2 separate regions of the Homo sapiens genome follow, and region 1 is linked to region 2. A link is a loop called in an ENCODE intact Hi-C map of the cell type or tissue named here. Cell type or tissue: PC-3. All regions are shown on one strand.

Evidence for each region. A loop is a pair of places that touch in the nucleus more often than their neighbours do. Peaks named below come from ENCODE experiments on the same cell type or tissue, not always from the same donor. Only the 100,000 strongest peaks of a DNase experiment are listed, where the experiment ranks them.
Region 1: a loop joins it to region 2, with 2.2 times the contacts of the local background. A loop is called at or near these places in 3 of 110 quality-filtered maps.

Annotation. Positions count from the first base shown.
Region 1 is chr2:33,147,729-33,155,728 of GRCh38, reverse strand. The region is part of intron 5 of LTBP1 (latent transforming growth factor beta binding protein 1); the gene reads right to left. Among named protein-coding and RNA genes, the nearest start is that of LTBP1, 200 kb to the right of the region's middle. In PC-3, no CTCF peak of the experiment used is centred here; no DNase peak of the experiment used is centred here; H3K27ac peaks cover 2,097 bases.
Region 2 is chr2:33,065,607-33,073,606 of GRCh38, reverse strand. All of the region lies in intron 3 of LTBP1 (latent transforming growth factor beta binding protein 1), which reads right to left. Among named protein-coding and RNA genes, the nearest start is that of LTBP1, 120 kb to the right of the region's middle. RefSeq lists a silencer at 3,531-3,825 and an enhancer at 2,768-3,967. In PC-3, no CTCF peak of the experiment used is centred here; DNase peaks (open chromatin) are centred at 466, 3,486 and 5,146; H3K4me3 peaks cover 760 bases; H3K27ac peaks cover 5,619 bases.

The DNA of each region.
Region 1 (8,000 bases), 82 kb before region 2:
GCAAAGTTGAAACACCAGAAGTGCAGTGGGAAAGGAAAACAGGCAAAGGAGAAAAGTTTTTAGACCAATGCTTCTCAATCAGGGGTGGTTTTGTCCCCAGAGACTTCTTGGTGGTGGTGAGATGGGGGGTTGCTACTTGAATCTAATAGGTAAAGACCAAAGATGCTACAAACATCCTACAATGCACAGGACAAACCCTCAAAACAAAGAATTATCCACCCAAATGTGAATAACACTGAGGTGGAGAAACTCTGTTTTAGGCACATGAAAAGAAACTTAATCTCATGCACAAGCAAAATGCAACTTAAACTCCAATCTATCAGAGAAGCAGAGTTCAAAGTGTTTAATAATCTGTATTAGAGACTGGGCGTGGTGGCTCACGCCTGTAATCCTAGCACTTTGGGAGGCCAAGGCAGGCAGATCATGAGGTCGGTCGGGAGTTCGAGAGTAGCCTGGCCAATATGGTGAAACCGTATCTCTTCTAAAAATACAAAAATTAGCCAGGCATGGTGGCGCGCGCCTGTAGTTCCAATCTTGAGTGAGATTCTGTCTCAAAATAATAATAATAATGATAATAATCTGTATTAGAAAGGGTATGGTGATACAGACAAGTTCATATATTGCTGGGAAAACTAATTAGTTCAACTTTTTGTTTTGTTTTGTTTTGAGATGGAGTCTCACTCTGTAGCCCAGGCTGGAATGCAATGGCATGATCTCGGCTCACTGCGTCCTCCACCTCCCAGGTTCAAGTGATTCTCCTGACTCAGCCTCCCAAGTCGCTGGACTTACAGGCACCCACCACCAAGCACAGGTAATTTTTGTATTTTTAGTAGAGATGGGGTTTCACTGTGTTGGTCAGGCTAGTTTCGAACTCTTGACGTCAAGCTATCCTCCCACCTCGCTCTCCCAAAGTGCTAGGATTATAAGTGTGAACCACCGCGCCCGGCCTAGTTCAACTTTTATGGTAGATAATTTGGCAAATATTTATTCAAATTAAATAAACACATAACCTTTGATGCAGCAATTTTGTTTCTAAGAATTTATCCTAGATATTCACAAATGTATACTAAGACTTTCATTATTCACTGTCGCTTGGATGATAACAGCAAAAGTAGAAAGGTCAACTGCCCAACAATTCAGTCCAGTTCAATAAGTTATATTATATGCCAGGATGGAATATGCAGCCTTTATAAAGAACAAGGCAGATTTATTTGTGCTGATAAGGACTGCTAACTGAACAACGCATGGTACAATACAATAAATAAAATATTCTAGCAGTTTCAAGGATATATATACACATATGCCAGTACATTCAGATTCTGGGAGAAGACAGAAATGGGAAAGAGTATTACTCACTGGGAAGGAGAAATGAGTGTTTGGAATACAAAAATGGGAAGAAAACTGACTCTTCACTCTACAGCAGGTCCTCTTGTCCCTTCTAAATTTTGCATTATGTGTTACATATTCGAAAAACCTAATTCCATTTTTTTAAAGATGCCATACAGATCAACTTAAAAAAAATCTACCTACAGGCCTAGCTAATGTAATTTTGGTATGAGTCAAGGGCCAGTCAGGAAAGAAAGGCACATTCAAGTGGTGCAAAATTTAATACAGTTTAATAAAGAGATTCTTGACAAAGGTACAGGCAGAGTTCTGGGAAACCCACAGCAAGAACCCTGGGGTTGCAAAAGCAAAGAACTGGCACAGAGAAGTGCCTCCTGACAGCGCTGTGGCCTGAGGTAGAGGAACATAAACCACCTTCAGGGACCCTGCAGGAGGGGGCTGGGGGAATAAAACCCCAACTTTTCCTCCACCCCCCAGTTTCCTAAAGGAAAATGGTGCCAATGATGCCGCTCTGGGGACACGGAGCCGGGTGGATCTCTGGCACAAGTGCCACTCAAGGCTGTATTTTGACTGCTAAAGAATGCTCACATGTCTGGCCTTTTCTTTAATTCCATGTGAAGAAAAAATTCAAGATGCTGTTAATCTAGATAAATTCAGAATTCACTTAGAATTTACCAGGAATTGGCAAGAGATAAATGAATTCAAATATGTATTAGGAAACTACCTTTTCGTTTATTATAAAAATGATTTTCCTTAAGTTTAAAGTTGGCTTTTGACTTTTTCCCCACAGTGAGGCAATTTAGATCCTTCGCGGCTCAGATTTTTAATGTGAATGATCCATTTGTTATCATTTGTAGCAGGACCCCAGCGCATTCTAAGGCTTGCAGGCTCTCATTTCAGTTTTCTTTTAAAAAAACTAAACTAAAAACTTGTCCTCTGCAGCCTTATTGGCCCAACCTGACTCCATCCTTTCATCCTGCTCCAAACAAGCTGTGCTTCCTTCAGGCCACCAAGGAGTCATTCTGTTTCTAGCCAAACTCTTCTAAGAACTTTGATTTTATAAACCAAGCAAGGAAAATACAGAGTCACTTACAAGTTTTCGAAATCTTTCAGGCCTTAACTTTTCTGATGAAACTTGTCAAGCTGATGACACATCACCACACAATGTATCACTGGAGTTGTACAAAATCATCCTTTGATTCAAAGTGGAAAACAGAGCCCAAAAAAGTACAAAGGGGAACATACTGTACATCCTTGGAAAGCACAGTAAATATTTTCAGAGTAAAACATCACAAAGAGAGCCTCATCTCATTTACACTCTAGCATTCTCTGCGTAGATATGTTTCATATTCAACAAAATGATAGAATTTTAGGGCTGCAAAGGATCTTGAACATCTACTTCCTGAACTCCTCCTTTTAGAGAGGAAGAAATTAAGACTTAAAAATTTGAGTCTTGTCCAAGTAGCAGCACCACTATTAAAACTCAGGTCTCCCTAAAGATTCACAATCAATTATCAGCTAGAGATAATGCTGTAGTTAAGTATTTAGCTTGTTAAATGGAAATCCCAGGTTTTTCTTGAAAAATCAACTATGACAAACCAATTCAAAATTGGACAAAGGACTTGAACAGACATTTCTCCAAAGAAGATATACAAATGGCTAATAAGCTCACGAAGAGGCCAGCATCATCAATCATTAGGGGAATGCAAATCAAAACTATGAGACACCACTTCACACCCACTAGTATGGCTCTTACTTTATTAAAAAACGAGAAAATATCTTTTTTCGTATAATGACTTCTTTTCCTCTGGGTTGATACCCAGTAGTGGGATTGCTGGATCAAATGGTAGTTCTACTTTTAGTTCTTTAAGGAATCTCCACACTGTTTTCTATAGTGGCTATACTAGTTTGCATTCCCACCAGCAGTGTACAAGTGTTCCCTGTTCACCACATCCACGCCAACATCTACTGTTTTTTGATTTTTTAATTATGGTCATTCTTGCAGGCGTGAGGTGGTATCGCACTGTAGTTTTGATTTGCATTTCCCTGATCATTAGTGATGCTGAGTACTTTTTCATGTTTGTTGGCCATCTGTATATCATCTTTTGAGAATTGTCCATTCACGTCCTTAGCCAACTTTTTGATGGGATTGTTTGTTTTTTTCTTACTGCTTTTTTGAGTTCCTTGTAGATTCTGGATATTAGTCCTTTGTCAGATGTATAGAGTGTGAAGATTTTCTCCCACTCTGTGAGTTGTCTATTTACTCTGCTGACTGTTCCTTTTGCCATGCAAAAGTTCTTTAGTTTAATTAAGTTGCAGCTATTTATCTTTGTTTTTATTGCATTTGCTTTCGGGTTCTTAGTCACAAAATTCTTGCCTAAGCCCATGTCTAGAAGGGTTTTTCCAACTTGCACACGCATGTTTATAGCAGCACAAGTCACAACTGCAAAATTGTGGAACCAATCCAAATGTCCATCAATCAACGAGTGGATAAAGAAACTGTGATACACACACACACACACACACACACACACACACACACACACACACACACACACACAAAATGGAATACTACTCAGCCATAAAAAGGATGGAATTAATGGCATTTGCCACATAGATGAGACTGGAGACTATTATTCTATGTGAAGTGACGCAGGAATGGAAAACCAAACATCGTATGTTTTCACTGATATGTGGGAGCTAAGCTATGAGGACACAAAGGCATAAGAATAATACAATGGACTTTAGAGACTTAGAGGGAAGGGTGGGAGTGGGGCAAGGGATGAAAGACTACAAATAGGGTACAGAATATGCTGCTCGGGTGATGGGTGCACCAAAATCTCACAAATCACCATAAAGAACTTACTCGTGCAACCAAATACCACCTGTACCCCAATAACCTATGGGAAGAAAAATAAAATAAAATACAAAAAAAAAGGGTAAGCTGAAGCACAATAAAAGAATGGGAAAATAAGTGTTGTCAAGGATGTAGAGAAAATGGAACCCTCACACACTGCTGGTGGGAATATAAAATGGCACAGCCTCTGTGGAAAACAGTTTGGCAGCTCCTCAAAATGTTAAACAGAGAATTATCACCTGACCCAGAAATTCCACTTCTAGGTATATGCACCAAAAAATTCAAAGCAGGAACTCAAACAGATACTTATACATCAGGGCTCATAGCAACATTATTTTCAATAGCAAAAAGGTAGAAACAACCTAAATATATACATCGACAGATGAATGCATAAACAAAAGGTAGTGTATGCAAATAACGGAACTGCATTCAGCCTTAAAAAGAAAACATGCTACAGTATGAATGAACCTTGAAAACACAGTAAGTGAGACCAGGTGTGGTGGTTCACGCCTGTAATCCCAGCACTTTGGGAGGCTGAGGCAGATGGATCACTTGAGGACAGGAATTTGAGCCCAGCCTGGCCAACATGGTGAAACCGTGCCTCTACTAAAAACATTTTTAAAAATTAGCCAGGCATGGTGGCGCACGCCTGTAATCCCAGCTACTTGGGAGGCTGAGGCAAGAGAATCGTTTGAACCTGGGAGGTGGAGGTTGCAGTGAGCCAACCTCCGCCTCCCAGGTGGAGGTTGCCACTGCACTCCAGCCTGGGCAACAGAGCGAGACTCTGTCTCAAAAAAAAAAAAAAAAAAAAAAAAAAGAAAAAGAAAAAAGAAAAAAGAAAAGAAAGCAAAGTAAGTGAAATAAGCTAGTCACAAAAGGACAAATAGTAAGTCTCTAAAATACTCAAATTCATAGAGACAGAAAGTAGAACAGGGGTGACCAGAGGCTAGGGGAGAAAGGAATGGGGAATTTTTACTTAATGGGTATAGTTTCTGTTAGAGATGATGAAAAGTTATTATATGGATAGTGATGATGGCTGAACAAAATTATGAATATACTCAATGCCATTAAAACATACATTTAAAAACAGCTTAAATAATAAATTTTGTGTTATGTATATTTTACAACTAAAAAATGATACAATTGGGGAAAAAATCAGTCATGTAAATTATGGGTTTGGGGGGTCTCATGAAGATAAGCAATAAAATATAACCCCCCTACACACCGAGGGAATTAAGAACAGGCATTTCATTCAAGTAAAAAAGCACAAAAGAAATAACTGTGAAAATTCCAAGTCTCCCAGGCAAGATGACCAAAACATAACGGAAGACTGCTATATGACTTTATATGCAGGTGAGGGCAATGTCTTTTACTTGCTCCCTAGGGCCATTTCTTGGTCCAAAAGTGAATGCTTTAAAAACGTGATACACATTGTTGTCCAGCTGACCTAGAGTGTTTTGGCCCCAAAGAGGTTTTTCTTTTTTCAATGAGTTAAATAATATGTCAGACTTTTAATGCTTGAATAGTTTTTTCTTTCAAACTTGGCAAAATGATCCTTCAAAGGGCATGTGTAAAGATGTTTGGGTTAGAAATAACAAACCCATACCCTCCCAAGGTGTTATGTTTATTTGAAAGTGTGATGATGCTATCGTTCAAATAAACACACTCAGAATTCCCTCCTTTTCCAACAGCCATAGCTCAGACACATTGCAAATGAGCATCCACAGTAGCAATGGTCAGTGCTGAAAAGCAGTTTCTGTTATACGATCACTTCTGAGACGTGCAAAAAAAATGCCTCCTGTGCTAAACGGTTTCCCATTTGTCATTTCTTGTTTCAGTTTCCAGAGAATCTTCAGAATGAAGGCCCATCACATCCCAAACCATCTCAATCCTTGCACCCTCTAAAATCCAATGTGATCATCTCATACAAATTATCAAATGTAAATCAAGCCTCTAGGAGCCTGGGTCCAGTTGACTAGGTCAACACATGTGCAAGGACAGCTGAAAGGCAAGCTGTGGGTTTGCTCTGGCACCATCATCAAAGGAAGACATTTGTGACAGAAGGCTAGAGATTTCATCTACAGAACAATCTTGAGATTAAGAGGGAGGGTTTTCCAAGGACCTGGACAAAATAGGAAACAGGGTCTAAGATGTTGTCTGATAGGAAAGAATGGCAATGGAAAGAAGGCTGCTCTAAGGAGCAGGCCTTCTCAACTTTGTTGCTAATGACATTTTGGGCCCAAATTATTACCTGCCATGGGAGCTCCCTCTCTTTTTTTTTTTTTTTTTTTTTTTTTTTGTTTTTTTGTGAGTGAGACGGAGTCTCGCTCTGTCACCCAGGCTGGAGTGCAGTGGCACGATCTCGGCTCACTGCAAGCTCCGCCTCCCGGGTTCACGCCATTCTCCTGCCTCAGCCTCCAGAGTAGCTGGGACTGCAGGCGCCTGCCACCACGCCCAGCTAATTTTTTCTATATTTTAGTAGAGACGGGGTTTCACTGTGTTAGCCAGAATGGTCTCGATCTCCTGACCTCGTGATCCGCCTACCTCGGCCTCCCAAAGTGCTGGGATTACAGGCATGAGCCACCGCGCCCAGCCCATGGGAGCTCTCTTGTACGTTGTAGGACACACACAGCATCCCCGGCCTCCACCCACTATACGCCAAGAGCACCCCCAAATTTGAATAACCAAAAATGTTTGCCGGCATTGCCAAATGTGTCTCTTAGGTGGGGGTGCAAAACTGCCCCAGTTGAGAACTATTTGACAGACAAACAGTTTTTCCACCTCACTTCTGCATTATGAGTGTGAACCAAATATTTCAGAGTAACAGAGTGAGCTAAGTGAGCACCCAGCTAAGGATATGCCTGATGGGTGCAAGTGAAATAAGAGAATTGGAGATGGGGAATAAGAGAAAGAAGCTAGGTATTAGTAGACCATGTGGGAAAGAGGAGAGGCCAGAGTGAGGTGAAGGAAATGTAATGAGGTTTTGATGACACACAGAAGGGAAAGTTGCAATTTTGTGATACCAGTGAATGAATTCATCTTCACTCTATGTTATTTTCTATTAATTCAACTCTGTGCTCAAAGTACTCTCAAGTATCATGTTCATAAGTCAAATCTGGACAATTCAGGTAGGCAAGTTCAGCATAGAGAACGTATGTTATCAGCATAGAGAACATATGTTATCAGAAAGAATGATGGCTACATGACAGGTTTAAACTAATTGATATCATTCAATTAATTCAAGTGTAGCTTCTCTTGTCTCAAATTAAAGATGGTATCCTCAAATATCGTCAAAATGCTTAACATCAATCCCAAGTAGGGCTTAACAAGAATAAGGATGGACCTACGCAAATATATCTCCCCTTCCACCTTCCTGGAAAGACAACGAAATATCTGTCCTATTACTAGTAAACCAAGAGTATCATCCTTGCAGATAAGACCACCACACTATTGGCAGCTGGTAATGTTTTGCTGAGATATTGTGCAGACTATGGAATTGAACTCCTGTTATGGGATTTGGGCTACATCCCAAAGCTGAAGACAAAAGGCAGTATCTGTTATTTCACTTCCTGGGACGCTGGCTGTGCTTGCAGAAACCAAGTCTGTTCCACTGGAGCAAAAAAGGTGAAAATTCTTTGGAGGGCTTGACACATATCCCTTGGAATTTAGGGGACATGTGAACAAAAACACTTTCTCACCATCCCCTGAAAAATTCTGAAGACAAGGCAGACTGGAGTGAGCTGAAATGGTAGGATGAATTAAGAAGGCAGCCTGCCCTCCCGGCATTTCATATGGCAAT
Region 2 (8,000 bases):
AGCAACTTTGGAGACTGAATAAAATTTAATTATTTCCAAACTTCAAAACCAGTTAAAAAGGGAAGAAGAAAGAAAAACTAAGAAAAATAAATGTATGATAGGTTTCTTCAAAAAGCGTTGCAGTTCTCATAATACCTTGACTTTGTTTGGCTCGAGATGAAAACTGTAAAAAGGGGTGATTTCCTATTTAAATACAATATTGAAAGTGCACACAAGATAAACTTCCTCTGGTCATTTCTGGATTATTATCAAAGCACAGAGTCCTTTATAGTCAAAGAAAAATCTGTTGATATGTACATGGTAAAATAAAAAAACAAAAACAAAAAAAACACTGTGACATCATTCTGTGATTACATACAAAAGAATGAGGAAAGGCTGGTAATTCAAACTTCCTTCATGGTAAAAAATGTCTACAATTCTTTCCTTCTAGCTCTCTGCACCTTCTCATCTCCTATTCACTCCTCAAACCATGCAATCAGGTTATACATCATTTTTCTACAACTACTGAACTGGCCAAGATTAAGATTAACAATGACCACGTGAATGCCAACCGAAACACCATGTTCAGTGGTCACGTTGCCCGGCTCTGTGGAGGGCAACACTACTGACTACTCCCCCCAGGGGTGTCATTGGTGCTAATCAAATATCTCCAGACTTCTACTCTCGGGACACATGACAGGAGTACATATCCTCGCCCCCTCTGAAGTGGTGGTAGACCATAAGACATAATTTGGCCAATGAAACGTGAATGGAAATAACATAGGCTGAAGTTTTAAGAGCTAATACATGCTTTTCCATAACTTTTTCCCTCTGCCATGGCAACCAGCAATGTTTCTGAGAGTACTTGCGTGATACTATGACATATATATTAATATACCGGTTTTCAACCATGGTTTCTGGCTCGTAACTCCCATAGTCCTTATCACCTCATGTTGGGGCACTTTTAGTCCTCAAAAAACAAATCTCTCTCTCACTGACCTTCTGCCTTCCTTTCACCTGCACTTTTTTCTCCCCAAGGAAGGCCTTAGAAACTAAAAACATACTCAGATATCCCCCTGCCTTTCTGTCCTGAAACTGACCGTGAACAAATGCGAGGACCTTCCTTGTCTGATTGCAGGTCCTAAGGCCCCTGTTTCAGGGGTGCTGCCCCAGACCCTGGAGGAAGGAATGCTGCACAGAGAGGCTGAGAATCTGGACAGGCCTTGGTAGGTTTCCCCACTCCATGCTTCAATCATGCCTATCCAATGAAGTCTCCATAAAAGGCCGAAGAGGACTGGGTTCAGAGAGCTTCAGATAGCTGAACATGTGGAGGTGCCTGGAGGGTGGTGCATCCCGGGAGGACATGGAAGATCTGCGCCCCTTCCCCTAAACCTCTCCCTAAGCACCTCTTCGTCTGTATCCTTTGCAATATCCTTTATAATAAACTGGTAAACCTGTGTTTCCATGAGTTCTGTGAGCCGCTCTAGCAAATTAGTCAAACCCAAACAGCAGATCATGGGAACCCCAACTTGACACTGGTTGGTCAGAAGTTCCAGAGGCTCAGACTTGCAACTGGTATCTGAAACGGGGGCAGTCTCGTGGGACTGAGCCCTGAACCTGTGGGATCCGATGCTGTCTCCAGGTAGACAGTGTCAGAATTCAATTAAAGGACATTCAGTTGGTGTGCACTGCAGAACTGACTGCTTGCTTGCTGGTGGGCAGAAATCCCCACACATCCGGTGTCAGATTTGCTTTGTGAGAGTATAGTGGGGGAAGCACAGTTGGAGTTTTTCCACATTCAAGCTGCTTTGTCAGCTTAGGTCCCACAGTGAAAATGACATAAAGAAGAATCCCCAGACGACCCGTGATGAACATGTCCCACGTGTGATGATATGGCACAAAGCCCAAAACAGCCTGTAACTACTATCTGCATGAGGAAGAAATAAATCTTTGTTATTTCAAGCCCCTCAGATTATGACTTGTTACGACATCATAACCTAGCCTATACTTGAATTCTATCCTCCTTCCATTAGCTTGTGGACCACACCCTTCTGATTCCCTGCTTCCCTTCCCCCTGTTCCTGCTCCAAAATCCATTCTGCAGCCACCTCCTAGATGCTGTGCAAGGCAGCCTCTAAGATGGCACCCAATGATCCCACTGCCTGGTAGTCCAGATTCTTGCAGAATCCTCTCCCCTAGAGTATAAGGCAGATCAAGGGACTCATTTCTAATGAATAAAATATGACAAACATGATGGGACATCACTTCTGAGATTGCGTTTACAAAAAGACTGTAGCTTCTACTTTGTCCACATTCTCATTCACTGTGAGGAAGGCAAGCTAGCTGTCCTATGGAGAGGCCCAGGTAGTGAGGTATGAATGAGGCCTTCCGCCAAAAGCCATGAGGAACCAAGACCTACCCAAAGCCACGTGAGTAAGCTTGGAAGTGGCCTGAACGACTCACTCTTTGTTCCCATTGCTTATCTAGTCAGGGACTGCACATAGTGGCCCTCAACCCTGGCCATAAAGAACTCTGGAAAAATCTTTACTCTGCAAGCTCCACCCAGACTTGCTGAACCCACTATGAGTGGCTGTGGCCAGATCATGTATGATTAAAGAATAAAAAGTCCACAGGTGTTTCTCATACATCTAGCAAGGGTGAGAACCACTGCTTTAGAGAATCACTCAGCCCAGCAATTGGATGATGAGGAAATGCCCAGAGAAATGAACTGACTGGGCCAAGATCTCATAGCCCGTGGCCAACGTGGAGTTTTGACCCTATTCCCCTGACTACTAAACAGGTGTTACTCCCCCACGCCACAGTGCCTTCTCTACTGGGGTCTCCTCTGAGCTCAACACTCTAAGAAAACATACAAGAAAGGCACAGCCCTGCCTTCAAGGAGCTGCCTGCACAGGATCTACAAATTAGAAGGAAAGAAGCCCGTTAGAACATGCCTCTCCCATAAGCTGTAAGCAGCAAAGAATGGAATAGGGGTTCCAGTTCTTGTAAATTAGGTGTGGCCCTTGGGCTTCTGGGAAGTTTCCAATGTGGGCTGGCAAGTCTAGGCATTCTCTTGGCACAAAATCACCGAACAGTAAAGAGGTATCCGCTTAGGTGAGTGACTGGGCAGACATTACTTAAGAAACTTAAAGGACTTCTTTAAGCAAATCCCAGCCACAGTTGAAGTGATGGCCTGTGGCCACCAGCCATGGCTAGCCACCCACCGCCTGACAGCAGCTCAGAGGTTTCGCCATCCCAGACGGGCATGCCGCCCCAGTTATTTTACCCTTCACTTAGGGCCACCGTCACCTTGCCATGGCCCTAAGCAAACTATCCTTGGCAAAGCAACAACGGCTCCAGATGGAGAAATGACACACTATTCCAACAAACTTTTCAAAGGAAAAACAAATAGATATTTCTGAGTTTGTTTTTTTGTGGGCAGCTGGAAAAGAAAATAAATCCACCAAATACCAACACCTCTCCAAAAAGTGTGTTGCCAGGACCATGATGACTGGTGTTAAGAATGAGAGTTTCCGGCAGAGAGAATGTGACACATCGCTGAGTCAAAGGCAGGCCCAGCCCTGGCTGAAAACCTTTGTCAGAACTGGGTTATGCTTTCACTGTAAGAAGTTTAAAAGGAGGGCAATGGTGAAGTCACATCCATGAGTCACTTTCCCACATGCTATGCTCACTTTTCAACAGGATCAACAGACCAAGTACCCACAGGGTCTCCCTCAGACTGTGAGCTGTTGAGAGCTCTTCGGGGAATACCGTCTTCCATTCTAAGTCATAAGCACTGTGCCCACCCACTCCCTATAAATAACCCAGAGAAATTAATATTGCACAAAATGGTGAAGACAGTAAGCATTTGTGGATGAAAATGGGGGAAAGGGAGAATGAAGAGGCAAAAATCAAAACTGCATGATGTTCATTCTTGTTCTCTTCAACTTTGTTTTGTGAGCAGATAACTGGTCTGGATGCAGATGTCTGTACTAGGAACCTGAGTCTATGAGGCTTGAGAATAATCTTGACTGACAACTTCCAGGCTGTGCTGCACACACACCAAGGGTTTCAAGGTCAGCAGGTAACATTGACCTGCCCTCTGTTCACCCCAGAGATGCCTTAGCAAACAGCAAAAACTCTGGGGCAGGCAGCTCAGACTTGCTTGTTGCCCTCCTAGGAGACAACACTACCTTCTAGATCAAAATGGATCATAAGTGGGAATGACAAGAATGGGTGCTTCATCTGCAGAAATTTGGGAACTGAGGGACTAGATATTCCCATGCACAGGAGGAAGAGGTGCAGACTAGAGGGAGAGGGTGTGGGTATGAATGGAGTGGGGCGGGGAGGGAGGCATCAGTGCACAGAGCCAGGGGCATCTTTCTCCCCAGTCCAGGCTCTCGGAAGTCTGGCTTTGAGTGGGGCCATCATCTCAGGGTACCAGGGATACCTAACAAGTACACAGAGAGGAATCAACAGTCATGTATTGTGCTCAACCCTCTCCCAGACAACTTAACACAATTTCAGAACAAGAGTAAACTTTAAGTAAGCTTAACTTCCGGAGCAAAATATCCTGAGCCCCAAACAAAATTTCCTTTACTGCTGTTGGTTTTTGAAACTGACATTTATTGAGGCACAAAAACATTCATTCTCTGATCTAAATGGTTAGAATAGTTAAACATTGATATGAATCAGGGGTTAGCAAACTTTTTCCATAAAGACCCATATAGTATATATTTTAGTTGTGGGCCAAAAGGCAATATTGAGGGTATCATAGAGGGTACTTAATGAGAGAAAACAATTTCACACACATTTTTCATTGACAAAATTCAAAACATAATATTAATAACAAAGTATAATTATTTGTATATAAGCCTCCTAATGTGAAGAATGATATTCTTTTGGTAGAGGGAGGACAATTTGCTTAATTGGGACTCAAAGTTAGTATTCCTTATCATCAAAATCAACTGCAAATATTATCAAAATAATAAAAAGATCAGTGGTTGCCAAGGATTAGGGGAGAAGGAAGAATGAATAGGTGGAGCATAGAGGATTTTTAGAGCAGTGAAAATACTCTGTAGGATGCTGTAATGGCAGATACATGCCATTATTCATTTTTCCAAACCCACAGAATGTACAACATCAAGAGTCAGCAATATAAACTATGGACTCTGGACGATGATGATGAGTCAATGCAGGTTCATCATTTATAACAAATTACCCCTCTGGTGTGGGAGTGGTAATAGATAATGGAAGAAGCTGTGCACATTTGGGGGCAGGGAGTATATGGACTATATATCTATTTCCCTTCATTTTGGCTGTGAATCTAAAAATTATCGAAAAATAATGTTTATTGTTTAAAAAAAAAAACTAAACATGCAACTACTACATGACTTAGTAACTGCACTCCTGGGCATTTATTCAAGAGAAATAAAAACATATGTTTACACCCTCCCCCCACCCCACAAAAAAAGAATCGCAAATGTTACTCTGCTAATGCTAATCTCTAATGAGATTTTACATATTTCATCTCTGAAAATGTCTTTTCACACACCTATTTGTGTATGGAAAAAATACTGTTATCCAGGAGCATATGATTTTATTTAAGCATATTCATTACTTGGATGGCATTTAAAAATTTTTATTATATTCTTCTGTTGATATCCTCCTTTTGGTATGTTGCTACATTTCAGATTCTTCACTTGCAATTAAAGTTAAGTGGAAGCTCTTCAACTGCACAGTTAAATAGATTTTGAATTATAGAAATTTCCTTTCTACTTGCATTGTGGTCCAAAAGCACTGCTGGTACAGCTGTCCCCTGGTATCCATGGGAGATTAGTTCCAGGACCTCCCTCAGATTCCAAAAACTGTGGATATTCCAGTCCCTAATATAAAATGTCATAGTATTTGCTTCTAATCTATGCATATCCTCTTGTATATTTTAAATAATCTCTAGATTACTCATAATACCTAATACAATGTAAATGCTATGTAAATAGTTGTTATACTGTATTGTTTAGAGAATAATGATCAAAAAGTGTCTGTGAATGTTCAGTACAGATGCCATTTGTTTCTCCCAGATATGTTTGATTCAAAGCTGGTTAAAAACAGATGCAGAACTCATGGATATGGAAGGTCAACAGTACTTAGTTGAGCTAAGAAAATGTATCTGCTACAACTGGTATGCAAACAGAGATCTCATTTCTTATTTTCACTTTTGACAGCATAAGAAGTGTATAAAGCATCTTAATATTACTAGTGATTAAAACAATGTTAGGTGGCATCTAAGTGACTTTACTTCAATATTAAGTTTCACATATAAGCACTGTTTTGCCTTATAGTTTTATGTTGAATTCATTATCAACTCTGCAGCTAAAGCTAATTTCCAAAGCCACTCAGTCTTCAATAGTAGCTAAAGTCAATTTATCCTGTTCAGAAAAAAATAAATCTTAGCCCTCAGACAGGGTCTCGTTCTGTAGCCCAGGGTGGAGGGCAGTGGCATGATCACAGCTCACTGCAGCCTGGACCTCCTGGGCTCAAGGAATCCTCCTGCCTCAGCCTCTAGAGTAGCTGGGACTACAGGCATGCCACCATGCCTGGCTTTTTTTAAATTGTTTTATTTTTTGTAGAAATGGGTTCTGTCTAGTTTGCCCAGGCTGGTCTCGAACTCCTGGACTCAGGCAATCCTCTCATCTCAGCCTCCCAAAGTGCTCAAGGCTTAGAAGAGTCTTAAACAATTTTGTTTTCTCTGAACACATTTCTTCAGCTGCTGCAATCAAGCATGATTTAATTAACTCACCATCAATAAATGGCTTTCCTGGCTTGGATAACAAAGGAGTCACTTGCAAATTTACCTTGTTTGCAGCTGAATGTTCTTTTTTGTGTAAAGAAATTCTGCTATAATGAAACATTTGATTTTAAATTTTCTAACTTTTCACCACAGCATTTCTGTGAGTTGAAAATATTGTGATAAGTGATTAGTCTGGTAATGTCAGCATACCGTATATTCTTTTAGCACAGTTACAGTCTCATTACATAATAAACACAATGCTTTGCCATCTAATTTAATAACAAAATAATCCATACTCCACTATGCCTTTTAAAGTATGACATTCAGAGTCTACTTTTCTACTCTTCTGACATCAAGGATTTACACTGATAAAAAATAAAAAAAAGTCACTGTAAGTTAATACACATGCCACTAAAAACACTGACAATTTCTAAGTTTAAAATAATTAAATGTGGTAACTATGATTTTTGGGGTGCCAAGCAGCAGTGAAAAGTGATCACAGAGCTACATGCAGTCTCCGTCACAACTCAACTCTGCCATTACAGGAAGAAAGCAGCTATAGACAACATATAAACAAGTGAGTATGGCTGTGATTCAATACAATTGTATGATGTTAGGGCCAAAAACCATATAGAAAAAATTAACAGATAAGACTACATAAAATTTAAAATCTTCTGCATAGCAAATACATATAAACAGAATAAAAGAAAAATAGGGAAAATATTGATTATAGGTTGGTATATAGACAGATATCAGAAAGTTCATAGTATTATATAAAGAGTTCAACAAGAAAAAGATACATGATCTAATAGAAAACTGGCCGGAAAATAGGAGGAAAAAAATGCAAACAGCCATAAACTACTACTATTTAACCTCACTGTTATTTAAAACAGGTTATTTTCATCTGTCAGACCGATAAAAAGAACGACACAGAGTGAAAGTGAAAATATAAATAATCCTATATCTAGCGAAGTGAATTTTTTCAAAAACTTTCTCATAAATAAAAGACCAAGACCATATGTTCACCAGTTAATTCTAACAAATATTTAAGAAAGATAGAAAACCCATCTTATAAAAACTCTTCAAAGTATACAGGAAGAAGAAACACCTCCCAACCTGTTTTTGGAGGCCATCATAACCATGATACCAAACCCTCACAGACCAATATTCCTCATCAACATATATGGAAAAATTCTTTAAAAAGGGTCCACAAATCGAATTCATAATATAGA